Regions from separate parts of the Mus musculus genome. Here region 2 is linked to region 1. The links are chromatin loops, found by intact Hi-C in ENCODE. Cell type or tissue: left cerebral cortex. All regions are shown on one strand. Region 1 overlaps Lamb3 (laminin, beta 3). Region 2 has its middle 11 kb from the start of Camk1g.

What was found. Peaks named below come from ENCODE experiments on the same cell type or tissue, not always from the same donor. Only the 100,000 strongest peaks of a DNase experiment are listed, where the experiment ranks them.
Region 2: a loop joins it to region 1, with 5 times the contacts of the local background. A loop is called at or near these places in 19 of 42 quality-filtered maps.

The regions. Positions count from the first base shown.
Region 1 is chr1:193,329,327-193,331,826 of GRCm38, reverse strand. It overlaps Lamb3 (laminin, beta 3), which reads right to left. Exons shown (of 23, transcript NM_008484.2): 11 at 1,632-1,787; 12 at 883-1,079; 13 at 420-531. Among named protein-coding and RNA genes, the nearest start is that of Gm51741, 13 kb to the left of the region's middle. In left cerebral cortex, a CTCF peak has its summit at 1,480; a DNase peak (open chromatin) is centred at 1,447.
Region 2 is chr1:193,379,786-193,382,285 of GRCm38, reverse strand. No RefSeq gene overlaps it. Among named protein-coding and RNA genes, the nearest start is that of Camk1g, 11 kb to the right of the region's middle. In left cerebral cortex, no CTCF peak of the experiment used is centred here; DNase peaks (open chromatin) are centred at 395 and 1,155.

The DNA of each region.
Region 1 (2,500 bases):
CACCTCCCTCCACCTTAAGAGCAGGAAGTATGAGAGGGGCAAACTGCTTAGACCCCACAAGGCAGAGCTGAGACCAAGGCTGGTCATTAGACTCCAGTTCTATGCCACTGCTGATATATAAGCACTCCAGGGAAGCACTCCAGTCCCCAGCTCCCAAGATGCATTTTCTCCACTGCTGCTGGCCACTACTCTCAGGGAGTGGGAGCAAAGCCCCCTGCCTCTCACCTTAGAATGTGAGGAGCTACCTTAGTTAACCTGATCCAGACACAGGGAGGCCAGGCAGTCTTCAAGTATAGATACTCACAGGGCTAGCCAGGCTATCAATATTCACCTTCCAACCATATCAAGGCCCTTCAACCAAGCACCCCTTATCCCTCCCCTCTACATGCCTGCTGCATGATCATGTAATAAGCACGTACCTCGGCACCCTGTGGCCACGTGTCCATAGGTCTGGTCAGGACACTGGCGGATGGCTGCAGAACTACACGTGAGGCCGCCAAACCCTTCCCGACAAGGACACTGTCCTGTAAACTGAATAAAGAGAATGCCATGGGGAACCCTTCTGGTCTTTGCTTCTGGGGACTGTGCCCCACACCTGGTGCTCTATAGACCTGGTACTCCCCAAAACTAGGGCTCCCACTCAAAGACAAGCCCAAAGTCAAGTTATAGCAACGAGTTCCAGAAGGTATGGGAAACAAGCTCGGCCCAAGGCTGAGAACTACAGAGGGAGGGAGAGCTGGTGGCCTCCCCCAAGGGGAAAGGGGACGGATGTAGCTTGGCCTGGCTGTAGGAAGGCCAGAGAACAGTGTAAAGGAGAGATGAGAGACACTGGAGGGTAGGATCCCTCTGTGACTGAAGAGCCCCAGGGCCTGTCACTCATACCTGGTTGCACTGGGAGCTTAGGGAGTTGCGAGGGTCACAGGCACAGGGCTCGCAGCCCAGGCCGCTGGCCAGCTTCCAGTGGGAAGGGGCACACTGGTCACATTTGGGGCCCACTACATTGGGCAGACACAAGCAGCGTCCGGTTTCCTCCTCACAAGGCATATCTTTCCGGGCACCTAAGATACTGCAGTCACAGGCTGTGGGAGGGAGGAAGGGCTGGTGAGCATAGGTAGACTCCTGAAAAGAGGCTGGCCCCCCCGGGGGGGGGGATGCACCAGAGAGGGCCCAGCACTGGAAAAGCACCTGCCCTCTGACTTACTGGAGAGAGTAACCCCAGGGACCCTTCCTACCAAGCTCTGCTTGGCCCTGCCTCAGGGTACTGTGTCCCAGACTCTCACTCTGCAAACAGAATTCAAGGCTAATGCTGTACAGAGCCGGTACATCGCTCTAAAGTTGAGCTCTGCAATGAGACCAGACTGAAGTCACAGGGCTTGCTCATAAGGCCACTGCGCCTTCCCAGCCACCTGGCGGTTTGGCAGCCGGCCTGCCCACCCTGGCACTGGCTGACTCAAACCCACCTTCCAACCCAGGCCTGTGCTGCCACTTACTGGAGGACTGTGGTGAAGCACACATGCACGGAGCAGGGCTCCCTGTGAGGAGAACACTCCAGAGACAAGGCTCGGTCTGGTAGCTGCACCTCCGACAGCCCATGTCACCCCACCCCACACCTTCCTGGGACTGCTACTCACCATGGCAGCCCTTCGGGTTGGCGAAGGTGAGCCCGGTGAAGCCAGGCTTGCAAAGGTCGCAGCGCTCTCCTTGCACGTACTCTTTGCACACACACTGGCCCGTCAGTCGGTCACAGGGAGCTCCCTGGACTGCTCCATCTGGATCACACTCACAGGCTGAGTGGCAGGAACAAAGGAAAATTAGAGCTCAGGGGACATGCCAGGATAGCCTGCTCCAAGTCCCCCAGTCTCCTGACCCCAGGCAAGCACGGAACCCTTGGTGCCTGTCTCCCCGTCTGTCACGTGAGAAAAGGACATTCTTTCTGGGCAGTAAATAGTGAATGCAGGTAGGACAGTGCCTGACTCCTATCAGGGAGCATGCTTTCCCTTGCTTCTGTGGTCATCACTTCCTGAGTGACTACCATGACTACTCTCACAGACTGCCCTGCCCAATCTGCACGACATCCTCAAAAGGCGGAAGGTGCCATACAGCGAGGAAAACAGTGCTTGCCGATGTTAGCATCCTGGAGGTTGTCCTCGGGACTGGGGAAGCAGACTAGTCTGTCTCACTAGTTCTGTCCAGCTACTGAGCTTCTCCTGCCTGTGCCTGGACTCCTTCGTGCCTCACAAAACTCAAGGCTCCTTTGTCCACAAGGTTTTTCCTGATCAAACTGGCCTGAAACACTTGTTCTAACCTGTTTGTCAGCAGTTTTCAGCCTGTGCATCACAATCCCTTTGGGTTCAATGAGCCTTTTACAGGGGTCACATATCAGATGTCTTGCACGACAAATATTTGTATTACAATTCATAACAGTAGCAAAATTACAGTTATGAAGTGAAAACGAAAATAGTTCTGTGGTCGAGGGTCACCACAACATGAGGAACTGTAT
Region 2 (2,500 bases), 50 kb before region 1:
ATGTCTGGGAATTATTGCCGGCTCCAGGCAGTCACTCTAGACTGTGAAGGGTCTCCAGCCAGCTTAGGAGTGGGCTTGGCATTCCTAAAGGCATAGTCCCACGGAACTGTGGCCAAATCAGCTCTTATGAACATGTCTCTAGGTAGTTAAAAGCACAAAACCACAAAACGGAGCTTTGCTTTCTTACAAGTGTGCTGTCAGGCAGACCCAAAGTGGGAATTGTGCTTCGCAAAACATACAGCAACAGCTGGCCCCGTGATGAATTCTGACACACTGCATTCTGCACACAGCTCATGGGGGAGGGGGTTTCCAGATGGAGAACAAAAAAACAGGAGGAGTGAAGACGATTCCACACCACCAGCAATAGCCCTGGCTGGAGAGGGCAGGAGCGAGTCTCCATGCTTTCCTTCCAGGGTGTAACAGACCTGCCAGCTGACTCTGTTTCCTTGCTACACCCACCCAAGTTGAGTTTTCACACCCTACAGGGTGGAGGGAAGTTAGAGCTGCCGTGGGATCTAGGAGCTCACAGAGCTGCAGCCTTCAGGAAATCTAGAGAGAGCGTGTTCTCTGTTTTCTCTCCTAGTTTTGGATGGGTTTGCTTGCAGTCTTAGGTGTCTTTGGCTTCCAGAAGAAACACCAGTGTCTCTGTCATCTGCATATGGAACCCCCTCCTGTGTGTATGTCTGTGTCCAAACATCAACCTTTCTGCAGTATGATGTCATCTGAATTCAACTCATTGCTTGTCCCATGGCCCTGCTTCTACACAAGGTCCCCTCTTACCAGCAATGTCTTCTCCAGGGTTAAGAAGACTATACCTCAGAGGACTTCACCAAGAAAGCTGGCTGGCCTGCATGTTGTTGGGATTTCTCCATAGGAAACTGATGGTTTTATCTGAGTCTAACAGTGGACACACATAGAGGTTCTTTCCCAGGCTCTGCTCAGAGCTTCCTGCAGGCCCTCCTCACCAGCCTCCTAGGAGACCTGGCATATTGGGTTCTTTGTAATATTTACCATGTGCTAGGCATCTCCTGAGAACTAAGGCAACAAGGATGAGTATGGTGCAGTCCCTGTTGTTAAGAGAATTTGACATTTAAAGCTGGAGATGGCGGCTTAGTTGGCAGAGTGATAGTTCAGAATGAACAGCATGGTGCTGTGGAGAGCTAGGTGTGGTGATACATGCTTGTAATCCCAGCACACAGGAGGTGGGGGCATGTGCCTCTTCTCGTTACTGTGATAAAACACTTTGACAAAAACAGCTTGCGATAGAAAAGCTCTATTCCAGCTCACAGTTTAAGAGTGCAATCTGCAATGGCAAGGAAGTCAAGACAGCAGGCGCCTGAAGTAGCTGGTCACGTCTCATCCACAGTCAGAAAGCACATATGCATTTCTCAGTCTGCCAGCTGCAGTGAGGTCTACAGCTTCAGCAGCAGGTACAGGTGGTCCCCTGTCTGGCCATGTGACAATTCTCCATCAAGGAGCCTAGAAGCCCCTTTAGTAGGATACCCATGACTAAACATCAGCTCATGTCCTCTTTCTTATACAGTGCAGGGAATGGTACCACTGTCTTCATCCTACATCACCCTAAGCAAGATAACTCCCCACAGGTGTGCACAGACTGTTCTCATAGATGATCCTAGATATCATCAGGTTAATAATCCAGAACTATCAAAAGGCAGAAGGATCAGAAGTTCAGGGTTATCCTCAGATACTTGGAGTGCAGCTCTGCGTTCACTCAGAAGAGATAATGATAAAGTAGTGGTCAGGGGTCTGGCTGACTGACAGGTGGGCTCGTGAACCCTCACAGCTTCAGCAGCAGGTGCAGATGGTCTCTAGCCTGGTCACATGACAATTCTCCTTCAAGGAGCCCAGAAGCCTCTTTAGTTAGGTACCTAGGTACCTAGCACTAGAGCAGATCAAGCTTCATTCTTCATGCAGGCCCTGGGTCACAGCCCCTGTGTTAGAACTCTGTCTGTACTCAGCACTGCAGGGACAATATCCCTTCCTCACCTCTGGCATATGTAGGATGATTCCTTGACAGCCCTCAGCCTGAATTCTCCAGCCAAACCACACCCCCAAGCTACAGTTCTGGCACTTGCCTGTCTCTTATTCTTTTGTTCTGTGAGATAATAAAGAATCAATTTTTATATGCTAGGCATTTAAAGACAACTAAGGTATGTACTCTGGGGGTTCACATTTTTATAAAAACAAACTTTAAAGTTTCGAGTGTGAAGAAAGTACAAAACATTTCCCAGTGCTGCAGAGAAAGATTAGCTTGTTATGGAGATGTCCAGAGTAAGGCCCGAGCCATCCTTGAAGCAGAACCAGGAGTCCTCTGGGCAGAGCCATGGCACACGTTTGCCACATTCTTGTGCCTTAGGCCAAAACAAAGCAGAAGTGTTATGCCCACTTCTCTCTATCAATCTCTCTTGAAGGCCCGCTGCCCAAACACAGGGCTGGTGCAACAGCTTGGCCGGGAGTGATTTAGGCCCTGCCATCAATG